2 separate regions of the Homo sapiens genome follow, and region 2 is linked to region 1. A link is an interaction called in ENCODE POLR2A ChIA-PET data of the cell type or tissue named here. Cell type or tissue: Panc1. All regions are shown on one strand. Links, peaks and the distances in the headings refer to the core of each region. The heading gives the core; the rest is flanking DNA.

What was found. ChIA-PET counts read pairs that join two places held together with the same protein. Peaks named below come from ENCODE experiments on the same cell type or tissue, not always from the same donor. Only the 100,000 strongest peaks of a DNase experiment are listed, where the experiment ranks them.
Region 2: POLR2A ChIA-PET joins it to region 1 with 7 read pairs; 2 of 35 experiments call an interaction of 5 or more read pairs at or near these places.

Annotation. Positions count from the first base shown.
Region 1 is chr17:35,191,587-35,197,348 of GRCh38, forward strand. SLC35G3 (solute carrier family 35 member G3) reads right to left here and starts at 2,807. Exons shown (of 1, transcript NM_152462.2): 1 at 934-2,807. The coding sequence starts at 2,721. The coding sequence ends at 1,705. It also overlaps the pseudogene SPICP2. In Panc1, for the core only: no CTCF peak of the experiment used is centred there; no DNase peak of the experiment used is centred there.
Region 2 is chr17:35,340,434-35,348,308 of GRCh38, forward strand. It overlaps the pseudogene LOC101060119. Among named protein-coding and RNA genes, the nearest start is that of SLFN11, 29 kb to the right of the region's middle. In Panc1, for the core only: no CTCF peak of the experiment used is centred there; no DNase peak of the experiment used is centred there; H3K4me3 peaks cover 589 bases; H3K27ac peaks cover 694 bases.

The DNA.
Region 1 (5,762 bases), core at 1,763-5,762:
AGAGATCTTTCCCCAAGTGTGTTAAACCTGATCAGGAATATCTCAGTTTAAATAACTGGAATGCAAATTATAATTATACATATGCCAATTACCATGAGCTAAATCACCATGATTGCTAAATATACTCTCATATTTCATGGTTTCCTGGCATTGGAAGTCCCTACAGTTTTAAGGATTTCTCACTCTCTGTCTCTTTTTTCCTTCCTCTGAAGGAGTTTAGGATTTTTCTCTTAAAGCAAACACTAAAGAGAAAAAAAACCAAGTAACTTTATTTGCTGCTTTTATCAAAGAGCATGTAATCTATACTAACTCAGTGGGAAATTCTGCCAATGAGCAGCTTTTTTTTTAATACTCTATGAAGATTCAATGAAAAACTTTATTGTTTCAAATGATTAAGTCCATTTGAAACTATAGACTAAATGTCCTTGCTCTGCTCTTACTATTCTCTCTAATTTTTTTATTTTATTATTTTTTAAAAGAGGTCTCAGCCAAGACAATTTTAAATTTTTATGGATTTAGGAGTACAAGTGCAGTTTTGTTGCATGGATACATTGCGTAGTGGTAAAGCATATTGCATAGCATCCTCATCATCAGAATAGTGAACATTGTACCCAATAGGTAGGATTTCATCCCTCATCCCCCACCCATCTGCCCACCTTTTGGAGCCTCCGGTGTCTATTACTCCACTCTGTATGTCCATTGCTAAGCCCCCAACTATACTCATTTTATTTTATTTTAAAACTTGTTTTCTTTTTCTGCATACTTCAATGGATGCAAACTCTTTTCATTTTTTCTTTTCCTTTCACAGACAGTGACTTCATTTTTTTTTTTTTTTTTTGCTGCTAACTCCCAAGCACAACACAGTGACTTATGTTTTTAATTTTTTTAAGAGGCAAAGCCTACCTCTGAAGCTCCTTTTTTTTTTCTTTTCCTACTTCAATAAGCTGGTCTACATTCTTACTCTTCTCTATGCAACCACTTTCTTCTAGATTAACAGTGCTAGTACAGATGATTTGATTTATACATTGATTTCAGCATTTTCTTTTCATGTACTCAGGTGAGGAAAATCACTCTTTTATATCCAATGACTTTACAAAAAATCATTTACAAAGAAGTGACTGCATATGATAAAATATTTGTGCCAAAATAAATTCATGGCTTTTAAAATGTCATAGAAATGTCTATTCAGGTATCTTTTTTTTTTTTTTTCACATTCACTGTAATCCTTGTTTGATGTCAATGTCACGTCACCACCCCAAGCGGGGGGCACAAGCACGAGGAAAGGAAACCTTCCCCGTGAGGGGAGGGGTGGGGAGGCACGCTTCCCTCCCCCAGCGCAGCTGCTGGCTCTGTCTTTGCCGGAACACTCCAGCCCCAATGCTCTTCTCTTTGCTGCTGAGTGAAGTCCTCCCCATGGCCCACGGCCTCCCTGCCTCAGCCCTTTGGATCTGCTCCTCAGACTTTACCCCTTAGTTATGCCCTGATTCTAGGACCCAGCCTGGACTCCACATCCCTTGGTCCCAGGCTGGCCCCAGGTCTTCCACGTAGTCCCTCTCCACCAAGTCCCCAAGTCACCCTTGACTCTGAGAGGTATCCCTCTCCCACACCAGTTCTTTTCCAGTCACTTCTCCTCCCATGTTTGTCTTCAGTCTTTGCCTTTATTTATCCCTGTCCCTCCCAACCCCCGGGCTCCCAAGTTCTATCTCACTCCTCCACCCTCCCTGTCCTCTCACAGCTGAGGTTCTGGGCTGTAATGATGGCAATGCTGCCCAGCACAACCCCTGCCGCCACGATGTCAGAAGGTGCCACAGTCTCATGGAGCATATAATACTGCAGTATAAGGGCCACAACCACCTCGGAATGTAGGACAGCGCACACCAGGGCAGGGTGGGCCTTGGTGACCGCATAGCCCACACATGTGAAGGAGACCAAGGCGAGGATCCCCACTGCCCCCACACAACTCCAACTCAGGAGGTCACTGGGCAACACGGGGGCCTGCAGCACAAAGAGGCCTGGCACAGAGCCCAGCAGCCCCACCAAGCCAGATAGGAAGGCCACTGTTGGGAGGCAGGGGGGAAAGTGCAGAGAACGATAGACCAGAAGCCTCAGGGACAGCGCCAGGCCTCCCAGGAAAGCCTCCACATAGCCCAGGGCGGTGTAGACACCCGTGGTCCCCTCCTGTAGTGTCCAGAGTCCAGGTCCCACAATGATGATTAGTCCTAGGATGCAGCCCAACAGTCCACACCAGTCGTAGCCACTGAGACCCTGGCTCTCAAGGCAGAGAGTGAGGACGGCGGAGCAGACGGTGGAAGAACCTTTGCGAACAGTGGCAGCGTTGCCAGCGGGCACCACCTGAACCGCACTGTAGGCACATCCAATGCTGAGGATGTTGAGCAGGGCACAGAAGAAGGCCCGGCTTCGGATGTCAGGAGTTCCCAGAAGGGGGTCGCCACGCAGTTTAAGTAGCAGGGCAATAGGGAGGTGGAAGAGGCATCGCCAGATGAGCAGCTCCAGCGAGGGCAGGTTGGAAGCCTGGTAAGCCATACGAGAAAGGGGGCCCACGAAGCCAGCAGGCAGGCCCCCACCCAGCAGGGCCACCAGCAGGCCACTGGTGGCATCAGAGGGCTGGCAGCGCTGGTACCAGCGGAGGCTGGGTGGAGCGGAGGGCGGCGATGGGTGTGTGGAGTCAGGCTGGTTGAAATAGGGGTGACTGCCAGCCATCTTTCCTTGGACTTTCTCCTCTCCTCCTGGCTCAGGGAGCCTGGGCCCCTCAGAGCTCCAGCCATTGTGACCTCATTGGAGTGGGGGTGGGATTCTTCCCTGGAACTCTCCTGAGGTGGTAGCACGCCTATTTTCCCACTGAGTCCAACTCTGCTTCTTTTCTTTCTTTTTTTGTTTTTTGTTTTTTTTTATTGATCATTCTTGGGTGTTTCTCGCAGAGGGGGATTTGGCAGGGTCATAGGACAATAGTGGAGGGAAGGTCAGCAGATAAACAAGTGAACAAAGGTCTCTGGTTTTCCTAGGCAGAGGACCCTGCGGCCTTCTGCAGTGTTTGTGTCCCTGGGTACTTGAGATTAGGGAGTGGTGATGACTCTTAACGAGCATGCTGCCTTCAAGCATCTGTTTAACAAAGCACATCTTGCACCGCCCTTAATCCATTTAACCCTGAGTGGACACAGCACATGCCCCAGAGAGCACAGGGCTGGGGGCAAGGTCACAGATCAACAGCATCCCAAGGCAGAAGAACCCTTCCCAGTACAGAACAAAATGAAGTCTCCCATGTCTACTTCTTTCTACACAGACACAGCAACAATCTGATTTCTCTATCTTTTCCCCACCTTTCCCCCTTTTCTATTCCACAAAACCACCACCGTCATCATGGCCCGTTCTCAATGAGCTGTTGGGTACACCTCCCAGACGGGGTGGTGGCCGGGCAGAGGGGCTCCTCACTTCCCAGAAGGGGCGGCCGGGCAGCGGTGCCCCCCACCTCCCGGACGGGGCAGCGGCCGGGCGGGGGCTGACCCCCCACCTCCCTCCCAGACGGGGCAGCTTGCCCGGCGGGGGCTGCCCCCCACCTCCCTCCTGGACGGGGCGGCTGCCGGGCAGAGAAGCTCCTCACTTCCCAGACGGGGCGGCTGCCGGGTGGAGGGGCTCCTCACTTCTCAGACGGGGCGGCTGCCGGGCGGAGGGGCTCCTCACTTCTCAGATGGGGCAGCTGCGGGGCGGAGGGGCTCCTCACTTCTCAGATGGGGCGGCCGGGCAGAGACGCTCCTCACCTCCCAGATGGGGTCGCGGCCAGGCAGAGGCGCTCCCCACATCTCAGACGATGGGCCCCCGGGCAGAGACGCTCCTCACTTCCTAGACGGGATGGCGGCCGGGAAGAGGCGCTCCTCACTTCCTAGATGGGATGGCGGCCGGGAAGAGGCGCTCCTCACTTCCCAGACTGGGCAGCCGGGCAGAGGGGCTCCTCACATCCCAGACAATGGGCGGCCAGGCGGAGACGCTCCTCACTTCCCAGGCGGGGTGGCGGCTGGGCAGAGGCTGCAATCTCGGCACTTTGGGAGGCCAAGGCAGGCGGCTGGGAGGTGGAGGTTGTAGCTAGCCGAGATCACGCCACTGCTCTCCAGCCTGGGCAACATTGAGCACTGAGTGAATGAGACTCCGTCTGCAATCCCGGCACCTCGGGAGGCCGAGGTTGGCAGATCACTCGTGGTTAGGAGCTGGAGACCAGCCTGGCCAACACAGCGAAACCCCGTCTCCACCAAAAAAATACGAAAACCAGTCAGGCGTGGCGGTGCGCACCTGCAATCGCAGGCTGAGGCAGGAGAATCAGGCAGGGAGGTTGCAGTGAGCCGAGATGGCAGCAGTACAGTCCAGCTTCGGCTCCGCATCAGAGGGAGACCGTGGAAAGACAGGGAAACGGAGACCGTGGGGAGAGGGAGAGGGAGAGGGAGAGCTCAGGTATCTTATACATTGTTTTCTTTCCTTCTCTTCTTTTGATCTTACCCACTTTTTTTTACAACTTAAAGCTTTTTTTTTTTTTTTTTTTTTTGAGACAGGGTCTCGCTCTCTCACCCAGGCTCAAGTGCAGTGACACAAACATGGCTCAAGCCCAGCTAATTTTTTTTTTTTTTTTGTAGAGACAGTGTTTTATTATGTTGCCCAGGCTAGTCTTGAACTCCTGGGCTCAGGCAATCTGCCCACCTTGGCCTTCGAAAGTGCTGGGATTACAGGTGTGAGTGACCAGACTGGTCCCAAAACTTTTTTAATGTTTAAATTTTACCACTATACTAAGGAGGAGTTACCCATCTTTTAATTGCCTTTTTTTCTTCTTATTAGGGAGGGGTAAGGAAGAAGACTTGGTCAGCAGAAAGCAGGTCTTAATTGCTTTTTTGTTTTGTTTTGTTGCTATTGAGTTGTTTGAGCTCTTTATATGTGTTGGATATTAACCCCTTATCAGATGTCTGGCTTGCAAATATTTTCTCCCATTCCATAGGTTATCTCTTTACTCTGTTGATTGTTTGCTGTGCAGAAGGTTTTTAGTTTGTTTGTTTTAGCTACACATCATGAACCAAGAAGCTTTTTACTTTGATATGATACCATTTGTCTATATTTAATTTTGTTGTCTGTGCTTTTGGGAACAAATCCAAAAAATCATTACCCAGACCAATGTCTTGTATGTTTCCCCTATGTTTTCTTTCTTTTTTTTTTTTTTTTTTAAAGGAGGCTGTCAGCTGATCCCCTATGTTTTCTTCTAGCAGTTTTAGGTTCTTGGTCTTAAAGGTCTCTTTTTTTTCTTTCTTTCCTTTTTTTTTTTTTTTTTTTTTTTTTGTTGGCAATTTTCCTGAGCAAACTAATGCAGGAATGTTTAAGTATGTAATCCATTTTGAACTAACTTTTGTATATGGTGTTGAAATAAGGGTCCAATTTTCTTTTTCTGCATGTGGAAATTCAGTTTTCCCTACACCATTTATTGAAAAAAGCGGTCTTTTTCTTCTTGGCATATTTGTTGAAAATCAGATTCATCTCTGGGCTTTCTATTCTGTTCCATTGGTTGATGTGTCTTTTTCTTTTTTGCCAATTCCATGCTGTTTTACACTTACTTGATCTTAGCCAAAAGGCAGAGAAGCGATTATTTCATACTATTTTAATTAGTATAGCTTTGTAGTATAGTTTAAAATCAGATAGTGTGATACCTCCAGTTTTTTCAACTTCAGAGAGCTCTGAAGCAAATATCTCCAGCTTTTTTTCTTTTTGCTCAC
Region 2 (7,875 bases), core at 2,255-6,254, 150 kb after region 1:
TGGCCTATGAACGTATATATTTATCTCTGGGATCTCTATTCTGTTTCATTGGTCTATATGACTCTCTTTATGCCAGTACGATGCTGTTTTGATTACTATAGCTTTGTGCTACATTTTGAAATCAGGTAGTGTAAAGTCTCCTGCTTTGTTCTTCTTACTCAAGATTGCTTAGGCTATTTGGGATCTTTTGTGGTTCCATAGAAATTTTAAGACTGTTTTTCTATTTCTGTGGAAAATGTCCTTGGAATTTTGATAGAAATTGTAGTGAACCTGTAGTTCACTTTGGGTAGAATAAACATTTCAACAATATTAATTCTTCCAATCCATGAACATGGGATATCATTTCATTTATTAGTGTCGTCTTCAATTTCTTTCATCAATGTTTTATAATTTTTAATGTGCAGATCTTTCACTCCCTTTGTTCAACTTATTGCTAAGTATTTTTTTTGTAGCTATTGTAAATGGGATTGTTTTCTTGATTTCTTTTCTTTCCTTTTTTTTTTTGTGTTTTTTTTTTTTGTTTTGTTTTTTTGAGACAGAGTCTCATTTTGTTACCCAAGCTGGAGTGCAGTGGCTTGATCTTGACTCACTGCAACTTCCACCTCTTGGGTTCAAGTGATTCTCCCACCTCAACCTCCCGAGTAGGTGGGATTACAGGTGTCCACCACCATGCCCAGCAAATTTTTGTATTTTTAGTACAGACAGCATTTTACCATGTTGGCTAGGCTGGTCTCAAACTCCTGACCTCAAGTGATCCACCCTCCACAGCCTCCCAAAGTGCTGGGATTATAGGTGTGAGCCACCACGCCTGGCTGATTTCTATTTTGCATAGTTGTTATCGGACAGAAACACTGCTGATTTTTGCATTTCTAGTTTTGTACCTTGTAACTTTACCAAATGTGTTAATTAGTTCTAACAGTTCCTGTGGAGTTTTTAGGGTTTTCTTGTAGGGAGACCCCCTGAAACTATTGCTACAGAATAAAAGATGAAATGCTCCTGATTATTATAAATACAAAATTGCATGCAGGATTGTGTAAAGACAATGCAAGGTTGGGCTGCCTGAATGAGCCAACAGCACATGATGTGCTTCCTCCTGCAGAGAGCCTATAAACGGATGTGCAGTCAGGGAGGTTTCACATCACCAATATTCTTATCCCAGAAAAGCAGATGTTCACAGCTCTGGGAATGGAATGCGACCCTTGTGGAGAGCCTATAAATGGACGCATGAGGGGCGGCCATTCATATGTATAAAATAGGGTTTTAAATGCCCTTATCTTGCCATGGCTCTTCTAGGTCTCTTTAGGGTTAAGGCATACTCCCTTCTGAGAATTTGTGGTCTCACCGGTTGTCTAGTTTCACATCCTGTTTCCATCAATTGTTTGCAACCAGCTTTTGCTGCAACTGTTACTGCTGATTAATATCTTGCTAAACATAGGTTATGGATAGACTGTGTTTCTGTTTTAAGGCTCTGTTAAAAATCACTGACACACACACTGTATTGTAAATTCTTATCTCTGTATTCTGCACTTCTGCATACAGATGTTATGTTAAAGAATTACTTCATCCCCATGTGACCATCTCACCTCATAATCAAAGACCCTAAATCCCTCACTAACCTACCCCCACCCTCACTAAACTTAATAATAAATGCTGCTATATCCAGTGCATTCGTGGCATCACAAGACCAGAAGGCGGTGACCCCCCTGGACCCAGCTTTCACTATCTCGCATGTGTCTTTTATTTCTTGACCTGCCGATCCACCTGGGAACAAAGAAAGAGCCCCGTTGGATTGCAGGCTGCTGGTCAGATCCCACAATATTTTCCGTATATAATATCATGACATCTGCAAACACAGATAATTTTATTTTGTCCTTTCCAATTTGGGTGCCTTTTATTTCTTTTTCTTGCCTAATTGCTCTGGCTAAGAATTCAGTATCTCTTGAATAGAACCCATGGTTCCTGATTTCACTCTCAAGAGGGTGTCATTATCTTTTTCCACTTTTTTTTTTTTTTTTTTTTGAGATGGAGTCTCACTCTGTTGCCCTTCTTCCACTTTTAAAGTGGAAAGTTTCCCTTTTCTATTATTTTCTTCAACCACATTTAAAGCAGGAACTGGGGACTGTACCTTCCTTTAGAACTAACCAGCTTTCTCAACCTACTGCTTGCCCAAAGAATGTTGGAGTCCAAGGGTTGTGTTTAGTCTGAAAGCATCACAGTTTTTGCTTTCTGGATTTTAAAAATCTAGGTATGGCTCCTTGGCAATTTAACTTTCTCAAAAACTTCTTGTTGTTTTTCTAAATCTATACGGTCCCAGTTAACTCTGTGTGCTAATACAATTCAGTATTTTTGAGATGTGCTTCTCTCTTTAGATTTAATTATATTACCTTGAATTAGCAGGCTTTCATCAGAAAGCAATGCACTCAAGCTCTTTTCTCTGAGCAATTTTGTCTGAAAGGATTTATTGGCTGACATCTTAGTTGATTCAGAGGTTTCCACCATAGGTTTAATAGCTACTTATTAACTGCCTCTTTGCCAAAGACTGAGTTTGAATTTCTGTCTTTGTTACCCAAAGACATTCTCAGATTTTTTATTAGTTGAAGAAGAGAAATATTTGCAACTTCTTATTCTAAAAGTCCAAAAATGTGTAGACCATTTTCTTCCCTTCCTGCTTGCAAAGAGTTTAGTGCTTTTCCAAGCACATTTTTCCTCCCACCTTTTGTATTACCCTACCTAGTAGCGATCAAACTATATTACTAGCATCTGTTTCCTTACTTCTTCACTCAAATCCACAGGCTCATTTAATACATTATCTTCATTCTAAGTTATTAAAGGTGACTGTTTTGTCCAGTCTTTCACTGCTACAAAACAGGGGTTGACATTTTCCCAGCCTCCAATAATATTTTCTTCATTGCCCATCACTCAGCCCTGGAACCAAAGCCACAATTTAAATTATTTTGTTATGCAGCATCCCACTCTAAGCACCAATTTCTGTACAAATCAGAACTAGCCAGATTTTGCTGTGGTAACAAATTATCCCCAAAGTTTCCATGACTGTTTAAAAATAACAAATGTTAATTTCTTTCTTAAACTATATGTCTGTTGTGGATCCCATTTGGCTCTACTCTTCATTGTTTTCATTCCAGGACCCAGACAAAGCAGCCAAATCTGGGTCATTGCCTATCTTATACCAGAAGGGAAAAAGAACATGGCAGAAACACTCAATGACTCTTAAGAGTTCTTCTTGGAAGTAACACACGTTATGCCTGCTTATACTTCATTGATCATAACAAGTCACATTGCCAAGCCTGAGACCAATGGGGCACAGAATATGATCTACTTCTGGGTAGGGATATCAACCTTATCAAACAATATTTCAATTTATCACACCATCTTTTGCTCCAAGATGACTGTACCAGATTCTGGCATCTTGTCAACATTTCAGCCAGCAGAAAAGAATTCACACTCTTTTCACGAGCACAATATGAAAATTATACACATTACCTTCCAATATTCCATTGGCCAGGCCTTGGGAACAAGCCATATCTATCTGCTTTGGAGCATGGGAAATACAGTTTGTGGTTTTTTGTTTTGGGGTATTTTTTTGTGTGTCTATCTTCCCCACTACCCCCAAAACCATACAGTTCTTACCTGGGCATCCCTATAGTGGGTTTTTTGTTTTGTTCTGTTTTTCTTTTTAATGTGGTCCAATAATTGTGTCTTACTTGGAATTTAGTCTCAACACTATTGAATAAATAACAAAAATCCAGTCTCCACTATAGGCTCTGCACAGCTGCCAATGCTAACGTGGAAGATGGCAAGGAGCCCTGTGCCTTGTCCTCTCACTCTGGGAGCACAGGCTGCAAGTTGGAAGGGCAACAAAAATGTTCTCTCTCCAGGTGTGAAACACAGTGGGCATGTAGAGCTGCGACACGGAGTGCCATACAACTGCCATCTGCAGGGTTGAGGTGATGGATGCCTTTCTTGGGTGTCAAGCTGAAAACAAGAGAACTGTGCTGTCATCTGAGGAGAATGTAATCACTCCTTCCACAACTGTTGCATGTCCCTGTGGGTACAACAGAGCAATCACTGACCTCTCTGCCAGCAAGACTGGATGGTCTAAAGAATAAGAGACGGAGAGTAGCAGAAGGCTTTCTTAGTGCACTTGCCCTAACCCTTGGTGGATCTTGTTATCAAGTGTCCAACAAAGGCTGGAACATTCCAGGGGATTAATTCTTCAAATAGGACACCATGAATCTGTCCTTTGGAAACTCATCAAGGCAGAATTTACAATTTCATCAGTTTTATTTTCAGGAATTCTCTACAATTAAGAAGATAATTTACTAAAAACAGTCTTTCCTACCTCTGAGGTGTGTGTCACACACACTGATTAGAAGTGCTATAGAAAAGAAAATTCCAAATCGAATGACCTTCAAAATTTGCCTGTTAATACCCAGGTGTGGAAACAGTTCCATTCATTCAGAGAACTTTTGTATGCTTGTGGTTGATCAGTTTTAAAAAAAGAGAATAGTAATAAATAAAGTACAGTTTAAAACCCAGAATGGGCAGGGTATGGTGGCTCATGCCTGTAATCCCAACAGGTGTGACTAGGATGAGAGGAGTGACACAGGGCCCGGCAAATGCAAAGTTGGATCCTCTCTTCATTTAGCATTTTTATATTTTATTCATCAGAAATGTTTGCATTAATTTTGATTTTAAAATATTGTTTATCTTGGTCACTGAGAGGTGGTGTTTCTTTGGTGCCCCCTTCAATTTTGCACTAGCAGGTGCCTCACTCTCCTGCCTCACTCTCCTTACCCAGCCCTCCCCATAGGCTCATTGTCTTAAGTGCGGTGATGATTTCAAGGGATTCTACATAGGCCGATATCCATCATTTTGTACACTTTAAACAAGTGCAATTTCATGTATATCGATTATAGCTCAATACAGTTATTTTTATAGTAATATATAAAGCAATAGAGCACAGGCTCTGTGCACTGGTCGCCTTTTCCCTGCAGCTGTGGTCTCCGTCCTAGTTTCTCGCATCTCCAGAATCCAAAGACCAAGACAATTCCCCAGGGTAATGCTGTCGGCGCAGGACCCGAGACTCCTGCTGCAGGCATCTTCTTTGGCTCCTCCTGAGGTGGGTGCTGCGCTCAGAGGCTTAGGCCCGCACCCACCTCCCTAACCCACGCCCCTCCGCAGCCGCCTGCTGCTCGCGCGCTGCAGAGATTGATGCCCACCCACCCCTTTTCCGGGCAGGCGAGGATTAGACAGGGTCCAACCCCAGGGGACGCTGGCCTTCAAGCCCACCAACAACTGGTCAGAGTGAGGATCCCCAGATCCGCCGGGATGAGGGGAGAATCTGAAGTTCGCAGGGTCTGCGAAATAGGCTGGAGAAAGCTCATTTACAGAGAAAAAAAAAAGACGCGGAACTGTCTTCAGGGCCCTCAGAAGTGGTTTAAATTCTCCGCAAGGAAACCGAGGCGGGTACTGAGGTCGGTCTCGCCCTTTCCAGGGCGCGCAGTGAGGTCACCCCGGGAACGGCTGTCACCGCGGGAGGAGAGCAGCCCAGGGAACTAAAGACGAGTCCAGTTACCAGGGAAATGTCCTGAACACGTGTGGTCATCCCTGCCGGAATGAGGTTGAGTGATTCCTTAGGTCAGGCACTGCGGTTAAGTCCTGCAATCCCAGCAAATTCACAGGCAGAGGCAGAGGCGGGAGGATTTTTTTTTTTTTTAAATTAACCAGGCCTGGTGGCCCTAATCTGTAGTGCTAACTACTCAGGAAGCTAAGGCAGGAGGATCCCTTTAGCTCAGGAGCTGGAGGCTGCAGTGAGCCGTGATTGCGCCACTGCACTACAGCCTGGGCGACAGAGCTAGTTCCTGTTTCAAAAAAGAAAAAATTCCTCAAATGTTAATTATGAAATATTTCAGAAGTACGAAAAAGTGTACCACCACCGGCGCTACCACTTCCACCTTGGCAAGTGAAGCCCCACTACAATGGAAGCGTCGGGCGTATCCTCCCGGGCCTCTTTCCCTCCCTCCCCGGCCCTTCCCTCTTCCGATTTCCCTCCCGCCCTTTCCCCTCCCTCCCCTCCTGACCTCGACTTCCTTCCCTTCTCTGTCTAAGGGGCAGGGCGGAAGATCGAGCCTCAACGCTGCCCCACACCCACGCTGGATTTAAAGCCCACGCTGTAGGCGTCTGTCTCCGCGGTGGCAGCGTTTTCCTGTCCTCTCCAGGACTGGGAGAGTGCAGCGCTCCTCGTTCCCTTTCCTGGTGCAGGAAAGTGAGACCGCCTTCAGCCTTCTCTCTGCGCCTCCCCAGACCCTCATCTCTCCAGTGATTCTTATGGCCCTGCCCTGGGAGGGGGTCACCCATTCAGCAAAAAGTCACCGAGGGCCCAAAAGGTTTTGCCAGAGAAATAGGACGGCTGAAAATGTTACCCTGATGGTACAAACGGAATAACCCCGTAGGCACACATAATTAGCTGTTTTCTGAGGGTATCAAAAGCCACTATGGGTGGAGTGCCTCACGCCTGTAATCCCAGCACTTTGGGAGGCCAAGGTGAGAGGATCGCTTGAGGGGAGTTCAAGACGAGCGTGGACAATTCTGAGGGACCCCGTAGCTACAAAAAAAAAAAAAATTTTAGCCAAATATGGTGAGCATGCCTGTAGTACCAGCTACTGAGGAGCCTGAGGTGCGAAGATCACATGATCCCAGGAGTTTGAGACCAGCTTGGGCAACAAAGGGAGACCTCCTCTCTACAAAAAAGAGAAACAAAATTAGCCAGGCTTGGTGGCCAGCGCCTGTAGTCCTAACTACTCAGAAGGCTGAGGTGGGAGGATCCCTTGAGCCCAGAGTTTCCAGGCTGTAGTGACCGCACTCCAGCCTGGGCAACAGAGCAAGACCCTGTCTCAAAAAAAAAAGAAAAAAAAAGAAAAGCCAATGCATACTGCTGGTGAGGCAGGATAGTTAGGCAAGGAAGTAACCATGTTTTCTGGAAGCAGCAGCCATGGTTATAAAATAACTATCATATGATCCAGCAATCCCATTTCTGGTTAATTAAATTTCAATTGCAAGCACCCTTTTCTGGGTATATATCTAAAAGATGTGAAATCAGTATGTCAAAGAGGTATCTACGCTCCCATGTTCATTGTAGTATTGTTAATAATTACCAAGATGTGGAATTAAACTATCCATTGATGCATGAACAGATACAGAAAATGTGTTACATACACACATACACACACTCTCAAATACACACCACACAAAATGAAATACTCTTCAACCTTAGAAAAGAAGAAAATCCTGTCATTTGCAACAACATGGATGAACTTGGAGGACATTAAGCTAAGTGAAATAAGCCAGGCACAGAAGGACAAATACTGCATGATTCCAATTATATGTGGAATCTAAAATAGTTGAACTCATGGAAGCAGAGGGTAGAAGAATGCCAGGGGCCGGCTGGGGGACAAAGGTCAGGGAATGGGGAGATGTTGGTCAAAGGATACAAGGTTTCAGTTAGGATGAATAAGTTCTGGAGATCAGTTGTACAGCATGGTGACTACAGAGAATAATAATGTATTGTATACTTAAGGGTATTAGAAACCAAGATCTGGATCCCCATTGCTATTTATTTGTTTGTTTAATTTGTTGATGTTGACTGTGGTGGATTTTTTTTTTTTTTTTTTTTTTTGAGACAGTGTCTTGCTTTGTCACCCAGGCTGGAGTGCAGTTGTGCAATCTCGGCTCACTGCAACCTTTGCCTCCCAGGTTCAAGTCTTTCTCATGCCTCAGCCTCCTGAGTAGCTGGGACTACAGGCTTGTGCCACCATGCTCGACTGAATTTTTTTGTATTTTTAGTAGAGGTGGGGT